Linked DNA regions of Homo sapiens: region 1 is linked to region 2. The links are chromatin loops, found by intact Hi-C in ENCODE. Cell type or tissue: HepG2. All regions are shown on one strand. Each heading gives the region's core, and the rest is flanking DNA. Links, peaks and the distances in the headings are about the cores only.

Region 1 (12,509 bases), core at 4,510-12,509, 53 kb after region 2:
GGATTGAATGTGGGTGACAACAAACAGAGAAAATGATATATTTTAACCAACAATCTTGCCCATCATCTCTTAGCACTTCCTGACATCTTAGGGACAGGAAGCATTTCCAGCAAGTTTCTTGTTAAGTTTTGCTGGTGAAAAGTTTGAAAGGCAGAGAAATAAAGCCAATTTGGAAGGCAGAAGAGAAGAAAACCCATTAATTTTCCTCAATAGCCTCAGGCATGTGCATGGTTTTTGGCAGATATTAATTTGTGCAGCTCTTTAGTATTTCCATGAAAATTTCCCTGTTTGGTGACATAGGCAGTTGAGATTAGTGTCAGAAGTTTTCTTGTATTTTTGCAAATTAATGATTTTTTAAAAATCAAAGAATGAATTTGAGAGCTAGCAATATTTTTTTTGACCATGACCTCTTCAGCATTCAAAAGGATTTTTTGGTGTATCATTTCCTATAGTAAATACCTATCTTCAGGAAAGAGTAGTTTCTATTTTTCTTGCTGACAGCTTGATGGCAGAAATGGGCCGAACTTCCCCTCCATTCTCATTATTTTAATTTTAACTCTACCAGAAGAGGAAGTTCTGTGAGTTCTGGAAGGTGAAAAATTAAAAAACAAAACTGATTATTCCAGTAACGGTAAGCAGACCATGGACATCGAAGGAAGCAATATTCTACGCCTTTGAGGCTTTATTATTTTTTTCCGTAAATTTCCTGTCAAGTGCTATAGACATCTGTGATCGTAGAGATTTTCCTGCAAATCTGGTAACTTTCTAATCCCTGATAACCAAATGGAAACTATGTAGTAAACTTTCTCCTAGACTTTTAAAAATGGAATCTTCTAATAATTTTATGCATTTAATTTCCTAAATTAAATTTTATCTCATTTGACTTACCAAGAGTGATAAAAAGCAAACTTAAATGTATACATTACTGTACCCTGTAATTTATGTTTAGCAAATATTAGATTAGGAAATAGAGTAAGGAAATAACGCATCTGGATTTTAAGAACAATAAAATCCTTCACAGTATTTCTCAGGATATTTTCGTAGATACCTCTGAGAAATATGGGTTCTATGATAGTGTTTGTACAAAGTGTATTACATGTTTATGGAAGTCCCTAAATTGAATTCTCCAGTTGATAAGGTGTGATGCTAATGATCTTTGATATAAGACTAATATGAAATTTTATGTTTTCAAATTTTCCATGACTTCAATTAAATTGTAGAAGATGTCATCATATTATCAAATGTAATAAATCTGAGAAATTGAAAGAATAGATTGTATACTCTTAAAGATTCTCTTCATCTTGTGATTTTTTGGGGGCCAGTTTACTAAGTTTTTTTTTTTTTACACTTGTAAAATCCAAATCTTTAGTTAATTTATAAGAAGCCATAGAGAAACTTTCACCTGCTTGGCACATTTTCCCAAGTTTGACATAGGCTCTCTAAAAATAATGTTGGTGTAAATTCATGCACCATAAATGCATGATAACATTCAGGCTGCTGCAGTTCATTTAATTCTTATTATCTTGAAATAGAAGGTGTCTATGACCCAAAAAGAGCAATGGTCTCTCTTAGCACAGTTTTAACCATTCCTCTTTTTGGATAAGTGAATTTAGTAAGGATAATTTATACCTATCCTAAGAGCCTAATTTATGATTTCATTGATCACTTATTAAGCACACAGCTCTGTATTATGTTCTGTGATTATTAAAGAGATAACTTTTTGGCATGATCAATTAGGATCAATTCAGAAAGGAGTAACAGAGATGAATAAAAAATCTAAGCCAACTAGTGATAAAAAAGACAAATAACCACTGTATCTTCATGTGTCCTGCAACGTGTCACTATGGGACTCTGAAAATGAAGTGACTTGCATTTAATCCCATTTCTAAATGTACCTCTTGATGCATTTACTAGTTTCAGAAAAAGGGCATGTGGATAGAGACAGTGCTTTAAAATTATTTCAGAATATGCTTTCTTAGTTTAATTTTAAAGTCAAGTAGACTGATTTCACACTGGACTATGTTTCAAAATAAAATTGCCCATAAAGACACTAGAGTTATATCCTGACAAATTCATGTTTTAGAAAAATTCCCATAATTCTTTAGTAAAGCATTAAACCCACTTCACTGTTAAATTATATAAGAAAAATGATCTACAGGCTTTTGCTTTAAAGAAATGACAGGGATGGCCACTACTTAAAGAAGATCTGTATCTTATGAGAAGTACTGTATATGATAATCACTCCACTGAAAGTGTCCATTCAAAGAAATGGCTGCACTGGGAGAAATTATGGGTGAAATGTGGAGTTATATGCTAAAAATCTAGGTTATTTCAAAGTCATGTAGTCTTCTCTTAACCAAGCTAAGTTAAAGCAGAGCTGACTGAAAAACCAGTAGTAAAGAAGCATCTTCTTTAAGAAGTGAAAATACCAGAAAATCAAGGATAAAAATGGCATTGTTGATCAACTGATCTGTTGATTGATTGTCCATTGAGCTATGGGACTATACCTAATCAGAGGGTCAGATAGCACTTAGCTAGATATAAGGAACATAATACACTTACTAGTTATAATAATAAAAGTTTACATATTAAGTATCATCATTTATAGTATACTTTCAGGTACATTTTCTAATTTGATCTTCAAAATCATCCCAGGTTTATTAAGCAGATGTTTTTAATGAATTCCTAGAAAGATATTAAAATATGAATAAGCAGGTTGTGAAAACCTAATTGGTTTTTCTCCTTTCTAACCTCTTCTTTCAGATAGATCTTCCTGTAATTGATTTTGCACATGAAAAATCTGAAGTAGGGGATTTAAATTACCTGCCTGTAACTGATAGAGTCAGTACCAGAACCCACCCTCCAGAGCATAATCAAGGCAAATTCTGTATCATATTGTTTAACTCTCAGGACATTGAAAATAAATCATTACTTAAAAGACTAGAGCACCAAACTATATATGTAGGTGTATTGTATTTCCAAACAATATCGTAGGGGTTAGAGAACTATGGCTGGTGGGCCAGCTATCTGAGTTTATGAATAAGGATTTATTGGACCATAACCATGCCTATTAATTGACGAATCATCTTTGGTTCTGTTATACTACAAAGCAGGGTTTTATAGTTTCCATAGAGACCGCATACACAGCATGCCTTAAATATGTAATATCTGACTCTTTTTAAAAAAAGATTTGCTGACTGCTGCCCTGGAATTCACAAGGGCCACAAACAATTTCCAATTACAACACAACAGTAATGGAAGCCTATAAAAGTCAGGCCCAAAGTGTGTACATTATCCTAAGAATTATGCATGTTTTGTGGTGTTGTCTCTTCATTATTAATAGTGTAATTATTTTAAATAAATGTATATATAACCATACTTATAATGGTGATTTTTAAATCAGATTTAAATGTATTAGAGAAAACATATCACTTAGGAAGATGGCCGTGCTGATTTAAATTTTAGAGTGTATATTATGATAAAAAAAATTTGGGAGTCTTCTCTGAGCCACTCATTAATTCTAAGAAAATAAGAAAAGAAAAAACAATTTTTAATGAAAAAATAATAAAAAGTTAAGAATTGTGTTGTTTTCTTAGTTAATTCAATCGAATCTAGGTTGTACTAGCCCATGTATGTACATATATATGTGTGTATATGTTAGTCCGTTTCACACTATTGACAAAGACATACCCAAGGCTGGGCAATTTACAAAAGAAAGAGGTTTATTGGACTCACAATTCTACGTGGCTGAGGAGGCCACACAATCATGGCAGAAGGTGAAAGACACGTCTCACATGGTGGCAGAAAACAGAATAGAGCTTGTGCAGGAAAACTCCCCTTTATAAAACCATCAGATCTCATGTGACTTATTCACTATTACGAGAACAGCACAAGAAAGACCTACCCCCATGAGTCAATTACCTCCCACTGGGTCCCTCCCACAACAATTGGGAGCTACAATTCAAGATGAGATTTATGTGGGGACACAGCCAAACCATATCAATATAGTATTAAATATTTTTACACAAGTTAAAATATATCACATAGTTTAACATTTTACAAACTAATTGATTTTATAAGGTTCTTCATTGCCTTATTATGCTGTGATTCTACTCTCTTGCCAGCCAACAAATTAATCTGTCACAATCTTATAAACACTAGCAGAAGACACAAGATTCCAAGGTCAGAAACAACAGCCTTCCTTACCCATTTTAAGAGTAGTAACAACAGTGTCAGAATTTGTGCCTGTTCCCCACCATAATTTCTCAGTGACATAATGCTCTAAATGACACCTACACATTCATGGGATTGCATTTCAGAAAAGGAAATCTGAATTTAAGAGCTTAGTTTTAGTTTAGGAAATTTGAATCTTTTATATTAGACAGTAAGCATGACTATTTTTTCTGCCAATGGGAGATGCTATCGTGCCTTCTAAGACTACAAACTCAACCTTTGCTCTTGACTGAAACACAATCTCTTCCAAGAATGTGCTATAACACATCTTTGAAAAGATAATTCAGAACAGAAAAGAATCAATGTTTCTGTTACAAAGTATGCAGAAACATAAGTGAACCAAGTAGAATCATTTTCCTACATATGCCTTATTTACCACATAAGGAGGTTTTAAGTTTTTTGTTCGTTTATATTCATATGTCAATGATTGATTTATGAAATTTTATAACCAGGTATTAATGCTTTTAAAATTTCCCAGGGCTACTTATTGATGCTTATTCTCATCAATGAATTTCTACTTATTTGCAAATACTGCAACATTTTATATAAGGAACTTATATATCCCTCATGGATAATGAGAGACAACTGTATTAGCAAAACAAGGTGCAGTTGACACCCAAACAACACGAGTTTGAACTGTATGATTCCACTTACATGCACAGTTTTTGCAATAAATATAGTCGGCCTTTCATATCAGAGGATTCCACATCTGCAACCAAATGCAAATCACAAATATATATTCAATGGATGAGAAACTTACATATACAAAGAGTCAGATGTGGGACTTGGGTGTGCACGGATTTGGGTATGGGGAAGTCCTGAAACCAATCCCCCATCGATGTCCAGGGATGACTGTATAATGGTATTATATTCCATTACTAGTCAGGAGTTTTTCCAACTATGGTAGGCTAGTTCAACCTTAGAAAATCAATAAATGTCTTCTACAACATGAACAAGTTAAAACAGGAAAACCATTATAGCAATTGTTGCTGAAGAAGTACTTTACAAAATCCAACTCCTATTCATGATAAAAACTCTTAGCAAAACAGAGGAAAAATTTGTCAGCTTGATGGAGAATATCATAAAAGCTTTATGGCTAACAACACAGGTAATGCTGAGAAACTGGACTTTTTTACACTAACTGGGGAAAAGCAAAGGTATTTCCTCTCACCATTCCCATTCGACATAATATTGGAATTCATAGCTGCTGTGATTATACAAGAAAGTAAAATGAAAGGTGTACAGATTGGGAAAGAAGAAATAATGTATTTGTTTTTTGTTTGCTGATGACATCATTGCGTATTTAGAAAATCATAGACAGTTGAAAACAAACAAGCAAAAACCTGAAACAAATAAGAAAGTATAGCAAGGCTTCAGGATACAAGGTTAACATACCAAAGTCAATTGGTTGCTTATATATCAATACTAAACAATCAGAAATCAAACTTGAAATGCATTTACATTTATACTAGCAACCAAAAAATTGAAACCCATAATAAGAATCTTTAGAAAATCAAAAATCCATGGAAATCTACAAAATTCTGATAAAATAAATCCAAGGAGATCTAAATAAGTAAATAATTTGACAGATAATTTTGTTCATGGAATGGAAGACAACCTTGTCAATTCTCTCCAACTTGATCTTTAGATTCAATGCAATTTCAATACAAACCCAAGAAAACTACTTGGTAGATATAGACAAACTACTCTAAATTTTCTATGGAAAGCAAAATATTTAGAATAGCCCACACATACTGAAGAAAAGTAAGCTATGAAGGATTCCCACTATCAAGTTTCAGTCTTGTTTTAAAGCTACAGTTATCAAGAAATCATGGTACTGTCATGGAAAAATGGAACAGAATTGCCAGCCCAGAAGCAGACCCAAACAAATATCGTCAACTAATATTTGAGTAAGTATCAAAGTGAATTAAATGAAGAAATAATATTCTTTTCAGCAAATGATGTTGAAACAATTTGGTGTATGCTAGCAAGAAAATAATAATATAAACCCAGACAGACATTACACCAGTCACAAAAATTACCACAAAATGGATGATACACCCAAATATAAAGCCTAAAACTATAAAATTTTGAGAAAAAAATATTATATAAAAATCTATATATTTTGTTTTTTTAATGATTTCTAGATGTGACACCAAAAGCATGAGCTATGAAGTAAAAATAAATAAATAAATAAATAAATAAATAAATAAATGTTATCTTTTACTAGAATAAAATATTCCACCCTGTAAATAGCACTGCTAAGAGAATTAAAAGAAAACCACAAGCCAGGAAAAAATATTTGACAATTATATCTGATAAAGTTTTTCTATCCAATATACAAATAACTCTTAAAACTCCATAATATGAAAAACAACCCAATTAAATTATGAGGAAACATTCTCAATAGACATCTCACCTAAGAAGCTATACAGATGGCAAATAAGCATATGACAAGAATGTCGTAATTCATTATTGCGAAACACAAACTGAAATAATAATGAGATACAACTACACACCTATTAGAATGGCTAAAATCCAAAAATTCTCAATACCAACTGCTTATGAAGATGTAGAGTGAGGGTAACTCTTATTCATTGTTGATATGAATTCAAAATGCTACCTCCTTTTAGTTTCTTCTCCACCCCCACTGTTTTCCTTGACTGGTTAAAAAAAAAGTTAAAAAAGAAACAAAATGGTATATCCACTTCGGAAGACTATTTGGCATCTTCTTAGTAAGCTAAATATAGTTTTACTGTATGATCAAGCAATTATGTTCCTAGGTATTTATCTGACTAATTTGAAAATGTATGTTCACACAAAAATTCACACAGAAATATTTATATCAGCTTTATTTATAATTACCAAAAAGGGAAGAAACCAAAATGTCCTTCAATAGGTGAATGGATCCACAAAATGTGGCACATTCATGTAGTGAATTCGTATTCAGCTATAAAAGACATGAGCATTCAAGCCATGAAAAGATGGAGGCAACTTAAATGTACATTGCTAAGTTAAAGAAGCTAGACTACCATATTAATCTGTTCTCAAGCTGCCCAAGACCGGGTAATGTATAAAGAAAAAGAGGTTCAGTGGGCTCACAGTTTCACATGGCTGGTGAGGCCTCACAATCATGGCAGAAGGCAATGGATGAGCAAAGTCATGTCTTACATGGCAGCAGGCAAGAGAACTTGTGCAGGAGAACTCCCATTTACAAATCTATCAGGTCTCATGACACTTATTCACTATCATGAGAACACTATGGGGAAAACCACCCCCACCATTCAATTAGCTCCACCTGGCCCTGCCCTTGACACATAATTTGGGTGGGGACACAGGCAAACCTTCTCAACTACAAAAGCTACATATTGTCTGATTCAAATTATATGGCATTCTAGAAAAGACAAAAGTATAGAGAAAAGTAAAATGATCAATGGCTTTCTAGTTTTTGGTGGAGGGGAAGGAAGGTTGAATAGATAAAGCACAGGGAATGTTTCAGGAAAATAAAACTACTAAATATGATACTGTAGTTGAGGACACCTGACACTAGGCACTTGCCAAATATCGTTGAATTTTATACCACAATATGAAATTTAATATAGGTTAATAAAAATATGACAAAACAATGTAACTTGTTACAAATGAATGAAAAATATCACTCAGGGGGAGAGTTGCTGACCTAAGTAATTTTGTAAATGAATGGATTTTGTAAAAATAAAGGTGAAAGAAAATTGTAAGCCCTGTTATCTAGGTGATAAAGTTTTGTCCAACAGGAGTACTGGTTAACAATCCTGATATGATGGATGGCAGATATTAGAAATCAGGTTTCTCACTGTTGGAGTGAAGCTTAAAGATAACAAGTGTAGAAGGCTAGAATCATCCATGACCTAGTGAACTATAATTAGAAACACCAATATTAATTCTGTACACTTAATGTTGACACACACACATCTTATACACAATCATGAGGGTATGCCATTGAGACACAGGACTTTCAATGGCCAAAGCTGAAACAATTTGAGCAACAGAAAAAACTACTACTAGATTATAACCCCAAAATATAAAGTAAATATTCATGAGTTCATACTGATATAAATAAATGATCGAATGAGGAAAACAGATCAATATTCCTTGCAAAAGAAATCTGAAAAAATATGTGGGTACTCTGATCTCAATGAGAGGAAGCACAATCCCCCACATCTTAAGTGGGGGCTGCACATAGTTACTTATTTTCAAAGACTAATATATGAAAAAGGGGAAAAAAGAGTAATTTGAGAGTGGAGAAATATAACAACCTCTGTCTTAGCCAGGTAAACAAGGTCAATATTAGCAGTGATAAACCATGTTGATAGTATGTAGTTTTGAAGTGATATGATGAAAATGGCAATTTACCTCTGTGTTCTTCCTCTCAAACACCTATTAGCCTATCATAATCTTTAGAAAACCATTAGTGAAATCCCAATATTTCTACAAAATGCTTTATTAGTACTATTCAAAACTGTCAAAGTCATAAAATAAATAAATAAAACCGTGAGAAGCCGTCACAGCCAAGTGGATCCCAATGAGACTTAAACACTGAAAATAACAAGGTATCCTGGAACCGAAAAGACATTAGATACAGATGAATTGAACCAAAAAAAAAGAAATAAAAAAAACAGTTAAGATCTAAGGAAGTCTGAATAAAGTATGGACTTTAATACTAAAGTATCAATAGTGGTTCATTAATTGTAATAAATGTACTATACTATTGTAAAATATTAACATTAGGGAAACTGAGTATATCGTATGTGGGTATGGGAATTATGTACTATCAACAATTTTTCTGTAAATCTAAAATTGTTTTTAAAAATTAAGCATAGTAAAATTTTCCTGGGAGGTAAACATTTGTGGTTGGAGTTGTTTCACGTCAAATACTATACAACCTTCCCTGCAAAGTGAATGGCACCCGTAGAATGGTATAGCACAGTGTCCTCTCTCCCTATCATGTAACCAAGCTTCCTGCCATTAGTTTTTGCATTTGCTTGGCCATCAACTTATAGCCCAATAAATGAGATTCACTACCTGAAGGTTTGACCTACCTTTGAGGTAATTCTCATTTACCTGCAAGCTGAACAAGGTTCTAACATCCATAGAAATTCCACCATGGAGTAGGTAAATATGCATGAGGCACAGTATCATGTCTGCAAAGATCATGTCAATGACCAACTCCTAAGCTCCTCATTAAGCTTTTTCCCACCACACAGCTCCGCTGGTCCCCCCCACTGGGATTGAGTAGCCACTGGGAGGATCGCTCCTCGATTTTCCTAACCCACTTTGTATTTACCTCTAAAAGCATTCCAATTGTGAAAAATATTTTGATGCACTCCCATCTTTTGAATATAGTTTTTTGGTAATGAAAAGTGTTGTGTTTTTTTGTTTGTTTTCCCAGCATCTACTGAAGTGCTTGGCATATAAAGGATACTTAATAAATATGCACTAATCGGATGAATAAATGAAACTTGAATATGAGTGCTGGCCTTATTTAAATTAGAAAGAGGCTGGGACGAGAATCTGTCAGAGGGAAGTCTCCATCTTATGGTGTGATTTCTTCCCATTCGGTATACACATATGCACGTACAGAAATTTTCTTTATTTACCTCATAGAGTTGTGATGAGGAAATGGGAAATACTGTTAAAATGTCTATCTGTGTGTTTGTGTGATTATGTATTTGTGTTTATCTCACAACTTCCTGTATTAGAACCAAGTCATCCTAAAATATGAAACCACATAAGAACCATCCTAAAATATGAAACCATATAGGAATCTTTTAAAATGTCTGTGTGCTTGTGCATTCATGTATTTGTGTGTTTATCTCACAACTGCCTATATTAGAACCAAATCATCCTAAAATATGAAACCATATAGGAATCAGGTCGATACCACATTTTATAGCTATTTCATGATATTAAAAAGGAATTTTGAAGCTTGAGTAACAAAAGATTTTCTAAAATTTGCATTTTTATCATATTACTTTTAGTAGTTGAGGGACAATTTGGAGACATATTGTCTTACAAAGTGGTTTAATACTCATTTAACTATATGAGACTTAACTTTTGAAAATATTAAGAAAGCCATACACTATAGTACTCCAGAGAATATCTACCTATTTTTTGAGTATTCCAAGCCAATATCTCTTGATTCTTTTATTATTAATGCAAAACACTATAGGTATGCTATCTAAAAATTCATTATTATTCTGATCTTCTCAAATCTGGGGCAATGTCTTAAGGCAAAGGCTAATTGTAAAAGCCACATATCAGAACATTTCTACTTGAATTAAGGAACTGCCTGGAAGAAGAGAAGCATATGGAATTGCTTTATAAAGGTGATGATGATGTTGAAATTCTTATGTCTCTCAGTGGGACTGTTGCCATGTTCAACATATTTAATACATTTAAGCATTTCACCTTGCAGAAAAGCAATTAGAAATCATAAGGGAATACTCTGATTTACTTAATGCTACGTAGAGTATAAAAATAAGTAGAAATGATTAAGGAAGGGAAATTTGGGACTGCAATCTGCCTCAGGGATGAGTGTACATGCCATAGAAAGCAGCATTTGGCTTTTGGAATATTGCAGCACGTGGCAAAACAAGAGCCAGCATGGAATGAATAGCTCTGCCTCCATAATGCTCTTTGAGTTCAAACCCCAAGGTTCCACAGGCTTTGTGCAACCAGTTTTATCAGGACAAGAGAGCACATAATAGGTAGCACACGATTCACAATGGCAGACACTCTTCTGCAATCTGGAATATTCACTAAATAGGCTAACATGATTCATTCATAAAAGTCTAATGACTCTCAGTGCTAGTTATCATTATACATTTTAATAAAACTATCAATTATTTTTGACTAATATTGCAAACAAATAACATAAAAAATAAAAGCCATAAGAAATTTAGCATTTAAATTAATATGATATAAAATTCTGTGTGGAACGATACTACTTCTGTATACCTATTAAATCACATTCTCTTCATCTGAGCTGGTAATACTAAATGCTTGTCTCGGCACAAACTACATAAAGGCCCATATGCAGCCACCTAAGCAAAAATAGGTAGAAGGCACCCCCTGCTGGGGGAGATCATGCGGATGACTTGTCTACTCTGCCTTTGCCAGACCATGGTCAAGCTGCATTTCAGCAGTAGGGACAAGACATTTTAATTACTTAGTATCACAGTAATGATACAATGCTAATAACTGTCACCATGCTGTAATGTTTTCTCCAAAAATATTACCAAGAAAGGATTTTACATTGCTTGCTTTCTACCATAGACTAGAAAGCAGCCACTTAGCCATATTTGTCCTTTGAAGATGTGTCTAGTTATGCAACTCCTGATGTGTTTTTTCTTGTTTTTGCCCTTTACATGTTTATTATTTCAGAGATTTGCTTGGGCCCTAAATTGAAACACAAGACATTTTAAAATATGGACTCAAGTGAAAAACACCAATTAAGTTGACTGGTATTGTCATAAGTTAGCCACCTTAAAATCAATGCCATATTTGAAAATGTATGTTTGAAGGTCCAAAATAAAATGGGTTATATATATATATATGTTTTCTGTGTATATATATATGATTTATATATATATATATGATCTGTGTATATATATGTTTTCTGTATATATATATATATATATATACACACAATTTTTTTCTGTACCTTTGGATATTCTGAGTGTGTTATTTCTATGGTTGATTGGCACCATAATGAATAATATAATGATAATAATAATAATAAATACAATATGTGACATGTAACCTAATAATAGAAACTCAGACTTAGTAGTGACATAAATGGACAGATGGATTTATTTTTGAAAAAAGAACGCTATTCCCCTCCTTAATCCATCTATGTGAATATATAATATTTATACAGTATTAACATCTAAAGTAATAGAAAAAAACTTTGGCAACCATAAGTAACAAAAGCCCCTATGTTACTAACTGAATGAGGTGGTGCAAATGGACAGTCATTATTCTGTAATGGACAAAAGCCTGGAATCTAGAACTTGTTTTCCTGGATTTAAGTTTTATAAATAAAAATATAAATATGGTTTATTCATATATATATATATATACATATTCCTTATATAATAGCATATATAGTGTATTACAGGTTTTCTGAAGTAATAAGACCAGCTTACTTCTGGGGGAACTCTGTTTTATTTAGGCTTCAAAAGGACTGCTTTAGAAGATATACTGAAAAAAATATTTTTTTCAATGATTCTGAGAAC
Region 2 (12,889 bases), core at 2,304-10,303:
TTTATGATGAAGGACCCCAGAAGCCTAGACGTCTACAATGACAGAGGTATTCTAATTTGTATGTTCTTGGAGACATGCTGCACCCAATCATGATAATGTCACAGGGAGAACGTGTGGGTAGAGTCCATTTTAACTTTATGAGTCATTTCCCTGCCAACCCCCTACTTCCAACCCCTGCCTAAACTTCATTTTTAGATAGCTAGAATAAGCAAGTGACATGTAAAGAGAGAGGTGGTTGTAACAGGGACAGTGTAACAGGCTCTGGTGAGCCTCCTCAAAGTCTTCCTGTAGGTGAAGTCCTAACGGAGAGAAACCCAGCTATCCAAGCATTTGGAGACGCATTGGAGGCCTAATTTGTATATAATTATCAGGAATGCCCCTTCTTGCTGTAACGTGCAACTCTGAGGGTTGACTTACCATACCCTGTGGGCAGGGGTAGGGATATAATCAAGAGTACTTGTAATTCTGGCATATTCTTTAAATGCTAGAGAATAAGAATGAGGGATCCAACTCTGCTTTCTGATGGTTGACTGCTGTAAAGTTTTAAGACTCACTTTCTCCTTTTCCACTCTGCACCGCATTGGGACTAACTGATAAGAAGCTCCGTGTTCTCCCTTTTTTCATGCAGGCAGGAAATTCAAACCAAAAGTCCCTACCTGTGTGTGGGAACCCTGAGCCAGCACCTAACCCGATCATAGTAAGAACTCTAGCCAGTGTTCCTTTCTACTCTCTCAGGTCACTTCTGATCCATTTTGGAGGCCTGCCATGCTGCTTACAAAGACCTCAACTATGCATGCAATAAACTGTTTCATATATAGGCTTGTTGTCAGGTGGCATAATCAGTATTGACATCCTAACCAAATTGTGAGTAAGAGTCTGTGTTAGGGTTCTCTAGAGGAGCAGAAGTAATGGGAGATATATATATATATGTATATTATATATATATGTATAAATATGATATACATGATATGTTATATACTATATATTATATGATATATGATATATTTTATATATAATATATATTATATGATTATATATGATATATTATATATAATATGTACAATATATATGAAGGGGAGTTTATTAAGTATAATATATATGACAGGGAGTTTATTAAGTATTAGTTTACATGATCACTAGGTCCCGCAATAGGCTGTCTGCAAGCTTGAGGAGCATAGAGAGCCAGTCCGAGTCTCAAAACTGAAGAACTTGGAGTCCAATGTTGAAGGGCAGGAAGCATCCAGTACAGAAAAAAGACATAGAACAGGAGGCTAGGGCAGCCTCTCCTTTTCACATTTTTCTACCTGCTTTATATTCACTGGCAGCTGATTAGATGGTGCCCATCCAGATTAAGGGTGGGTCTGCCTTCCCCAGCCCACTGACACAAATGTTGATCTCCTTGGCAACACCCTCACAGAAACACCCCGGGTTAATAGTTTGCGTCCTTCAATCCAATCAAGTTGACACTCAGTATTAACCATCACAGGGTCCATCCTCCTTTTGCAAGGTGAGAATAACAAGGACATAAAGGCAAATGGCCTGATAATGAATGGAAAGAACATAATTAGTTTCAACATTAAAAGGAGAAATATTTTCAACCTTCAAAATTATAATGGCGTTAATAATGATCTCAGATAATACTTCAAAACAAGATTTTTTGTCATAATTTATACAATTGTATATAATAGGATGTTGAGAATGAATGCTTAGCAGCCTAGATTAATGGTGAATGACACAATTGGTGAAGAACATAATTGTTTTACAATTCTATACTCTAAATAGAGCTGCAACCAGTTGAGGCTAAAATGTCCTCCAAGCATTATTAAATCTGTAGGCCAATTAAATCTGCTACCCTGATCATAACACCAGCCATATGTCCCATATAGAGTCCTTCTCCTGAACCCATGGTTGTAAGCAGTTAATTTGCGGAGAGGGATCATCAGGTAAGTACATAGTCAGAGGCATGCATTTTGGAAAAGTGGGGAATATTGTAACTTTTTCGGCTCCTTCACCTGTGGAATAAAAATAGAATGTTCCAAAAAGTTGTCAGGTTACATTAGAATCACCTGAAGAGGCTGAAATACTTTCAAGGGAGTTCATTTCTAGTTACCTCTGGCTAGAATCTATTTAGGCAGTGGATCTGATGTGTCCTGCCCTTCCCAGGCAGGATAAGAGACATTGAAAAGAGATGAAAGAAATAAGACATGCCATGTAGATGTCAAATAATTTAATATAGTTTTTGTGGTGGTAATATATTTTCTTCCTGACTCTGTTTAAATCTTGAGGTGTCCTTTCTAAATAGACATTCAGTAGTAAACAAGCATGCATGAGTTTAAATCTTTTAAATGAATCCTTTCCTATGGATTCATTGTGTGAAATAGTAGTACCTAGATTCCATTTCGTAAATCCTTTTAACCTATTATAGCACTTGATTGCATATTTTATGGTAAGATATACTTTCAGTGAAAATATTGGTATTATACATATGCTTTTATGGCAATCCCAGGTCCTACAGTCCATTTCACTATGTAAATGATAATAAGTATTTTGCTTACATTATTTGTTAAAATTACTATTTTTAAAATGTTTTGTTTAAATAAGGCGATACTTTTCAATTTATGTTATGGAAGTTGGAGACTTACCAAAATACTTTAAGATGAGAAACTGTCATTATTTAATTGTCGTGCATTCTTAGAAAAGTTATGATGTATCTTACATGAGCCTTAATTTGCCTTGAAGTAAAATGATGGGGCTGCACTAAATCACTATGACTTTGGGAGACCACACAGAACAATATTTAAACAATGGGCTCAGGAGTCAAATTGCTTGGTTTGAAAGTGTAATTCTGTCTTTTAATAACTGTGAATTTGACTAAGTTACTAAAACTTTCTGCTACATTTATGACAGGGATACTTGAGTATTAAGTACTAAATACTTACAAAAGTACCTGAAATTAAAGAGAGAGAGGGAGAGAGAGATTAGATAATATAATGAATTACTCTATTAATAATTAGTCTTAAAAGTTTAGAAGAAATCACCTGATAGATCACTTACCAGCTAATACATTACCAAATAGTTTGTTTTAGTACATAACATAGGAAACAGCACAGCCTAGAATATAAAATAAACTCATTCATTTAACTATCTGACAAAGTTTTATTACAGTGATATAGAGATACTACAGTTACAAAGCCATGACTAGAATCTTTAGCTTTTTCCCCTTACTAGATGAATTCTATCCTGAAAATCTATGCATTTGCTAAAGTTGACATCCATCCATTTTTTAGAAGATCAGAACACATTTCACTATGTAGCAACAGGAAATCGAGGAAGCAGATGAAACATGAAATTGAATCTCATGAGTGATAAAGAGAACAATTACAGTACAATCACTTTAAGGTGGTATCATGGAGCCAGTCCCTCAAACAGCATGAACAGAAAAATCTTAGGACTATGACAAAACATATTGACAAATAATGGCTGGCAAATAATGGATGAAACTTCCTTAATAAGTTTTTATTGTACTTGTATTTCCTAGTATGAATCGTAATGATACCCATATATTAGATTTTTTTTCCCACTGAAGACTGTTGGGATTGCTATTTTTACTTTATTTATAATACAATTGAAATACTATATATTTTCACCTTAATTGCCAAATACACTCCTGGCTTTCATTGTTCACACTAGGCTAAATGAAACTCACTCGCATTTTAGTGCCCATAGTATTGGTACAGAATATTTCTTGGCACATTTACAAAATAAAAGTGTATGTTTATGATTGAATTTGCATAAAGAAATATAGGCCTGTGCTAGAGAAACTGTACTTGACCTCTCATTTAATGCTCGCTTCAACCACGGGTCCTAGGATCCAGTCTATGAAACTGCTGTTTAACATATTTGTCATATAATTCATTGTTTTGCTGTTGTATTAGTAAATGTGCACTAAGCTAAGATGCTATGGCATGAAATACTCAAGGAAAAGCTTGTAGCTTGTGAGGAGTTTATTTCTCTCTCACCTAATGCTGCAGGTAGGGCAGTTATCTTAGGTCTGTGTGGCACTCTTCTCTATTTTTTGATTGAGAGACTCAGGACCATGTGCTCCCACAGCTTACTCACCACTGACGTGAGAGAGGGCCAGTTGTCATCTCCAGGGGAGCAGCATCCCAAAAAGAAAGGGATACATGAATAAAATATGATTAAAGAGACCTCTTTCAGAAATGAGACACTTCTACTTACCTTCCATTGGCTGGTCAAATGATTACATCTGAGTGCAAGACAGACCAAAGAAAGCAGTTTGACCATGTGCCCATGATGAAGGGCTGGAGGAAAAATTTCTGCTAGAAAGCTAACAGTATCTTGTGCCTGTATTCATTTTCTTAATTTGTACTATGATAAATGTCCTTATTTGGTACTGCAGATATTATTAGGAGTTCTTAGTAAGAGAAATATACCATTCCAACAAACATTATTATTCCATTAATTAGTTGATACAATTCATGATAAAAAGAATGAATGCAGATGTTATTCACTTGTGTATTCATTCTGTTTTTCTCGCCAAAGGACAATTCCTGGAGGGTACAGATTTTGCCTTGTAAGCTCAGCATGCAGTAGTGTGAGTGTGACTGAAATAGTCTATGAACATGTCAACACTTTGGTTATGGCATGAAGAAATGTGGCTAGGTGAAATTGTCAGGAAGATTTTTACCACCTAAAAAGAAGAAAACTATATAAATTAACAGTGCTTTGATGATGCCACCAGTGATTTAGCACTTATTTATGACACTAAACTTAAATAAAAATATGTGCAAACAACAGTATCTGCAAATTAAAAGCAGCTTAATAAAGATTGGTCCAGATGAAGTGGTAATTCACTACCATGTCATATGAGGACTTGTAGCTCATTAGTTTATGGGATAAAAGAGACTCATGAGAATATGATAGCTGTTCCAGCTGTTTCCAATATTCAAAGAGACACATGTTGCTCTTTCTGGCCCTCCAAAGAAAATCTTGATTACTTGGTTAAAAGTTCTTAGCTCAATTTAAATAAACACACTCTATAAGTGATGACAGCAGTGGCCCATCTGGAGTGGCTGCTGCAAAGATGCTGGCAGCAGCAGGGGAGATGTGGCTGTGCTTCATGGAGCCAGGGGGAGCCAGTGGGGGCCAGGAACAGGTGGAAGCCCCACCCTCTTCCAAGTTGGAAGGGTGAGACCAACCTCCCAGGCTCAGCTACAGCCTCCCAGCCCAGCTGTACCTTTGGACTGTGCTCTCAGGGACCAGGAAGACCCCCTGCCCTTGCAGGCTCAAAAATGCCTGCTCCTGCACCCTGGTCTCTCCCCATTCCCAGCACCTGCATCGATTTCGGAGCAAAGTTGAGGCTGAACCTAGCTGTTGTTGGGACCTGGCCGGGTGTGTGTGTGCTTGGGGCACTGCTGACACACTATACCCCTGCCACCTTGGTCCCCTCCAAACTTTGGGTCCCAACAAGCATGGGAGGGAGGCTGAGAGGGTGCTTAGGGCAGCTCGGTGCAGGTCCGCAGGCACCCCTCGGCATGAATAGCATGGGTGTCGTGGACGGCAGGTTGATGGAGGCAGGAGGCAGATGGGCTCTTGGGTGGGAAGGGGCCAGTCCCTGGTGAAGCCTCACTTTCAGGCCTGGGAAGGCCTAAAGCCTGGGGGCTGGGCAGCTAGTTATGCAGACCAGAGTGAGAACTTATGGTGCTTTTTCGGCCTATCAGCATGCACTTCCTCCCCACTGAAGCTGATAAAATCCCCAGACTCAGCAAGACTGGGGCAGACATCATGCTGACCTGCCTGCAGAGAGGAATTACTCATTGCAGGTCTCCTCTGAGCTGTTCTGTCACTCAGTAAAGCACCTCTTCATCTTGCTTACCTTCCACTTGTCCATGTACCTCATTATTCCTGGGCACAATAAAGAACTTGAGACCCACCCAGTGTCAGGGCTGAGAGAGCTGTAACACAAACAGGGCTGCTCATCACATAGCAATTGACAAGGAAAGGAGAGAGAAGGAGAGAAGAGCTGTGGCCCTTCGGGGAGGCCAAACCTAGGAGCTCCCTGAGGCAGAACTGTGACACCCTCTTTGGGGCTCTGTGGTTCCCGGTGCCTGCAAGCTTCTGGGCACCACCGTGTTCTGTGGTACCTACAGTGGAATCCACTGATGGTATGCCTGGTCAAGCCACAGCCTCACAGGGAGCTGGTGCCTGTGCTGGTGCCTGGGGTTGCCCACCCTGCTTAGTCAGCGTACCCGGCTCTGCACAGTGGCTGGACTCTGCACTTGTTTGTTCACACACCCCTCTCTGCTCTGCACCTGGCTTGACCTTGGCAGTCATGGGATCCAGGCTAGTAGAGCAAGCTGAGCACAAACTGCCAGGCTGAGCGGGTGGAATGGGCCCAGCGGATCTGAGCAAAAGTTGGGCTAAAGGGTGACTGGCCACAGAGGTTTCCGGCTGGTGAAGCAACACCCAAAGGATCCTGTGACATAAGTAGTTGCAGTTCAAAATGTAGTAGGTTAATCAGAAAGATAGGGAATCCTCAGTCTCTTGAAGTTGTCATAGAATAAACTCTGAATATTTTGTATAGACAGAATCCATGCATTCTATATGTGATAGGGTAATGATATTTATAGCTCATGTGGAAATGATAAAATTTTAGATCAAAGCCAAAGTAAGGATTTAAATAGCATTGTTCCTAAAGGGAACTTAAGGACTGTATCAACTTAAAGTTTAGTTTTCTAGACAATGTTTCAAAGATAAATGCCATTTTAAACATTTTGAAAATATCTCTATTATTATTTTAATAAAGAGAGAACATTGCTATTCAAAAGAACAAAGGATATGTTTTTATATGTATATATATATATACATATACATATATATACATATACATATATATTATTATTATTATTATTTTTGAAACAGGGTCTCCCTCTGCCAGCTGGAGTGCAGTGGCATGACCATGGCTCACAGCAGCCTCAACCTTCTGGGCTCAGGTGATCCTCCCATCTCAACCTCCAGAGTAGTTGGGACTACAGGTGTGCACCACCATGCCTGGATAATTTTTGTATTTTTTGTAAAGACAGGGTTTCACCATGTTGCCCAGAATACTCAAGCTCATGGGCTCAAGTGATCCACCCACCTTGGCCTCCCAAAGTTCAGGGACTACAGACATGAGCCACAGCATCCAGCCTAACTTAATATGTCAATTTCAGGTAAACCAATAAAGTTGTGTTTTATTGAATATTTATATTTTATAGTTAAATCATTTCTTTTTTTTTTTTTACTGATTTCCTTTAAAAAAGTATTTTATGCTGTGGAGATGCTAAAGATAAATCATGGTTCTGGAGATATAGGAATTTACAATCTTGAAATTGTTTATAGAAAATTGCCACATGTCTAATTTTATTATGTATATATAGCCCATTTTGTAATTCTAAATTCCTAGTCAAAATAAAATTATAAAATATTACACTTGAGGAATAAAAATGGCATTCTTCACAAATTTATTTAGGTGATCTTACACATAAAATTATATTTAATGTACAGGTTTAAACTTTTAACTTTATAATAAGAAACATGTTATTGCTATTATCAATAATTAAATCATTATTACAAGACCTCCATGACTATCTGGGAAATGCCCAAGATGGCCCAGGTATTGGTACTTGTTGTAATTAGGCACTGGAGTGCTTTGGAAGCATTTTATACAAAGTCTCTACTCCTGGACACAAAGTAGTTCACCCCTTATCTTTGATTTCCCTTGCCTTGGTTTTAATTACTTTTGGGCAACCTTGATCTGAAAATATTAAATGGAAAATTTGGGAAATAAACAATACATAAGTTTTAAATTGCACGTCGTTTTGAGTAATGTGATGAAATCTCCTGCTCAGGATATGAACCATCACTTTGTCCATTGTATCCAGGCTGTACATGCTAGTTGCCCATGAATCATTTAGCAGCCATATTGGTGATCAGATTGATATCACAGTGCACACTGCTTGAGTTCAAGTAACCCTCATTTTTCTTAATAATGGCCCCAAAGTGTAAGGGTAGTGATGCTGGCTATTTGGATATGCCAAGAAAAGCATAAAGAGCTACTTTTATGTGAAAAAGTGAAAGTTCTCCACTTAATAATAAAAGGAAAAAAAATCATATGCTAAAGTTGCAAAGGTCTAATGTAAGAACAAATCTTCTATCTATGAAATTATGAATAAGGAAAAGAAATTTATGATAGTTTTTTTGTTGCACCTGAAACTGCAAAAGTTAGTCTGTGATAGGTGTTTAGTTAAGATGGAAAAGGCATTAAATTTGTTGGTGGAAGACATGGACAGAAATGTGCTCTGATAGAAGGTAATTGGATACTACCTGCAGCTTCAAGCATCCACTGATGGTCTTGGAATATAATCCCCAAAGACAAGAAGGGACTGCACAATTGGCCACTTTAGAACTTCTCTTTCTAAAGACACATTATTTTTCAAAGAAAAAGACATAAATTGTCTGACTTTATCTAGTTTGCAGCTGCATAATTTATGTGATGTTCCTAAGTAGCTCACAGAGTTAATAACTGAATTTTCTTAAAAATTATATTATAGAAAATATTTATAGAAAAATATTTCAACATGAGTTTGAATCCAAGGTGTTCTCACTTGTATGAGGTGACACTCAACAATGATTGGTTTGTTGAATGAAAGGTAAGGTAAAAGTCAAACAAACAGACAAACAAAAATCATATTGCAATTGCTCCTGTATCCAGCCTCCACGGATACATTTAATATCACAGCTTAATTGGCAAGCCATCTTTATTTCTTTTACCCTTGAATTGAAATTCATTCTCCTTGTAATACTGTAGACAATATTAAGACAATCAAAATGAGCTAAGATGCAGCAGTATATTCCATCTATGATTGCCAGAGCTTCCAGTCTCCAATGAAACTGGGAATAACGCCCTTTTCAGGTACACCCTTCCCTCTGTATCCCTGGGAGATTGCTTTCAGGACCCTTGGAATTACAAAATCCACAAGTGCTCAAATCCCTTATGTAAAATGATGTAGTATTTACATAAAACTGATGCACATCCTCCTGTATAATTTAAATCCCCACTAGATTACTTATACAACCAAATACAATGTAAGTCCTGTGTAAAAAGTTGTTTTACTGTATTTTTCTTTGAATTATTTTTTATTGCTGCATTATTAATTTTTTTATTTTAAAAATATTTAAAAACTGTAGTTAGTTGAATCTACGACTGCAGAGCCAGCAGATAAGAAGAACCAACTCTGTATCAAATCACCACCACATTTAAAGACAAGCATCTGTTAACAACATAAATAAAATTCAAATAAAAATAAAATATGTACATAAGGGAGCAACTATGAAAAGTATTTTTCTTGATTTTTCAATAAACTATCTATGACTCAGCTGCAGAGAGCAAGTCTACACAGACCTTTAGAGAAAATAAGAACAGTGTATTATATATCTGCAAAATATTTGGAAATAAACATACATAAAATAATGGCATTATTATTTTACTTGGTATAAAAACTTAATTTTAGTTACCATTTGTGTGTTGTTGATTGATTGATTGATTGATTGAAACATTGGTGAGCCAGCATCCATCTCTACCATCAATATTTGTCTAGAATTCAACTACATAACTCATAATGCAGTATATCATCATGCTTCCCTTCCTTTTGCTTCCCTGTATTTATGCAGCAACAAAAACCGCCTTTGCTCTCTAAATAACTAAAAAAGTGAATTGCTTGAAAAGTAACCAAGATGACAAAAATATAACACTATGCCTTTGTAAAATAATTCTAACACCGTGGGGTGCCCAAGTTTCTGACCAACTGCCTCTTTTTGGAGGCTGAATTAAGAGAACAATGCATTGCAACCAAAGCCCTCTGTGGCTATCTTCACAATCTTATTGCCTGTTTAGTTGATTTTTGTGTGTGTGTGAGATTGTACTTGGCAACAAATTACTTCAAATTGCAGTTTATGTAATTTTCCCCAGCTTTTGAGAAGTTTTCTTTAATATTCCACCAAAGTTCAGTGTTCATAACAGTATTTTAAATAATTTTCTGGATGTTTATGATAATATACTGGGAAGTTAGGACAGCTGGTAACAGAAACATATAGAAGATCATAATATTGACCTTTGTCTTGGTTGAGTTCTTCAGGAAAAAGACCTGGAGATGGTGTCTTCAGTAAGTTTATTGAGATGTACCTTTGTGATGATGATCTGTGGGGAAATGAAAGAAAGAAGTAGGACTGAGAAGAAAAATCATTGAAAACCTGGAAGTTGCAACAAACATTTCAAATAATCCCACAAGGACCTGTAAAGGTGGCATACACTTTTAAAACTGTTGTATAAAGAAGCAAAGTGTATCAGCCTTTATATTTTCGATGTTGACTAATATTGATTGCAAGTTATTCCAAGAAGGAGCATGACCTTGGACATGGCTGATAGAAATTTCTATAGAATGACTTGGCTAAGAGCCCTGAGATGCCAATGCTTCTAGCACCTAAAGGAACAAATGCTTTAGTCTTGAAGGAGGAATCTGGACAGTGCACCGTGTCATCTACTGCAGTCATAAGGCTAAAATTGCTATCAACTGAAAATATTCTTGGATGTTATAATACTTGTTCCTGTCATAACCACTTATAAATTTGCTTGAATGATGGTTCCAAATTCTCATTAAGTTTTGATATAGAAAGCTGCAAACTGGAGCTAAGCATACACAAGTTGAGCTACAAAACTATGGATACAATATATGAATTCATGTCTTAATAATTTATATCTAGCCAATTACTATCTGAAGTAACAATTAAAGGTATGCCTGAATTATTGTAGCAATTTTTAGTAGATGCCAACATGTCTCTGTGTGTATGTGTATATGTATATATACTATAGGCATGTGCTATATTTAGATTGGGTAAGCCTCTATGCAAAAGTATGGTCCTATTTGTTTGGTAACCTACAAAAAACACATGTATCATTGACACAATATAGATCTTTAAAAACTAATGTTTAAATAAGAACAAGGCCGGGGACAGTGGCTCACGCCTATAATTCCCAGTAATTTGGGAGGTTGAGGTGGGTGGATCACTTGAGGTCAGGAGGCTGACCAATATGGTAAAACCCCATTTCTACTAAAAATCCCCCCCCAAAAATTAGCCTGGCATAGTGGCAGCGCACCTCTAATCCCAGCTACTTGGGAGGCTGAGGCAGGAGAATCACATGAACCAGGAGGCGGAGGTTGCAGTGAGACAAGTTCACGCCACTACACTCCAACCTGGGCAACAGAGCTAGACCCTGTCCCAATAAATAAATAAATAAAATAAGAACTGAATATATGTGAGGTCTAATAATAAATCCCTTTATACTCTTCAATTAAAAATTGAGGTAAAATACATAATACAATTTACTATCTTAATTATTTTAAAATGTATACCTCAGTGGCACCCAGTACATTTACATAGTTGTGCACCATCACCACTGTTCATTCACAGAAGGCTTTTTATCTTGTAAAACAGAAACTCTGCCTATTATACAATAGTCACAATTCCACTCTTCACCCACCCCCTAGAAACCACCATTCTACTTTGTGGTCCTAAGAATTTGGCTACACCAGGTACTTCATATGAGTGTATTCATACAGTATTAGTTCTTTTGTGGCTGGCTTATTTCACTTAGCATAATGTCTTCAAGATTCACTCATGTTGTAACATGTGTCACACTTTCCTTCTTTCCTTCCCTTCCTTCCCTTCTCTTTCTTTCCCTTTCTTTCTTTCTTTCTTTCTTTCTTTCTTTCTTTCTTTCTTTCTTTCTTTCTTTCTTTCTTTTTCTTTCCTTCCTTCCTTCTTTCCTCCCTCCCTCCCTCCCTTCCTCCCTCCCTCCCTTCCTTCCTTCCTTGCTTCCTTCCTTCCTTGCTTCCTTCCTTCTCTCTTCTCTCTTCCCCCTCCCCTCCCCTCGCCTCCCTCCCCTCCTCTCCTCTCCTCTCCTTCCTTTCTTCTTTCCTTTTTGGGACAAGGTCTCCCTCTGTCTCCCAGGCTGGGATGCAGTGGCGCGATCTCGGCTCACTGCAAGCTCCGCCTCCCGGGTTCACGCCATTCTCCTGCCTCAGCCTCCCAAGTAGCTGGCGCCTGCCACCGCGCCCGGCTAATTTTTTTTTTTTTTTTTTTTTTTTTTTTTTTTTGTATTTTTAGTAAAGACGAGGTTTCACCGCATTAGCCAGGATGGTCTCGATCTCCTGACCTCGTGATCCGCCCACCTCGGCCTCCCAAAGTGTTGGGATTACACACGTGAGCCACCGCCCTCGGCCGACTGTACAAATAGCCTTTTGGGATCCCATTTTCAATTATTTTGTGTATATACCCAGAAGTGGAATCGCTGGATTATGTTGTAATTCTAGGTTTAATTTTTTGAGGAATGACCATACCATTTTTCATAGCAGCTATACCATTTTACATTTTCACCCACGGAATACAAAAATTCCAACTTTTCCGATCTTCACTAACACTTGTAATTTTCTGGTTTTTTGAAAGTACCTATCCTCATGAGTCTGAGGTGGTATCTCATTGTAGCACTGATGTGTATTTTTCTAATAATTATTGATATTCAGATTTTTCATGGGCTTATTTATTATTTGTATATTTTCTTTAAAGTAAATGTTTATTCAAGACCTTTTCTCATTTTTAAATTGTGTTGTGTTTTATGTTGTTGAATTGTAGAAGTTCTTAATATATTCTGAATATTAACTCCTTTTCAAATATATGATTTACACATATTTTCTCCCATTTCATTGGTTGCGTTTTTACACACATTGATTGTGCCTTTTGATGGGAGGCATTTCTAATTTTTAAGTGATCT

Evidence for each region. Peaks named below come from ENCODE experiments on the same cell type or tissue, not always from the same donor. Only the 100,000 strongest peaks of a DNase experiment are listed, where the experiment ranks them.
Region 1: a loop joins it to region 2, with 2.7 times the contacts of the local background. A loop is called at or near these places in 1 of 110 quality-filtered maps.

Annotation. Positions count from the first base shown.
Region 1 is chr18:66,484,715-66,497,223 of GRCh38, forward strand. No RefSeq gene overlaps it. Among named protein-coding and RNA genes, the nearest start is that of CDH19, 110 kb to the right of the region's middle. In HepG2, for the core only: a CTCF peak has its summit at 11,339 (motif pointing left); a DNase peak (open chromatin) is centred at 11,347.
Region 2 is chr18:66,434,284-66,447,172 of GRCh38, forward strand. No RefSeq gene overlaps it. Among named protein-coding and RNA genes, the nearest start is that of CDH19, 160 kb to the right of the region's middle. RefSeq lists an enhancer at 4,919-5,844. In HepG2, for the core only: no CTCF peak of the experiment used is centred there; a DNase peak (open chromatin) is centred at 6,348.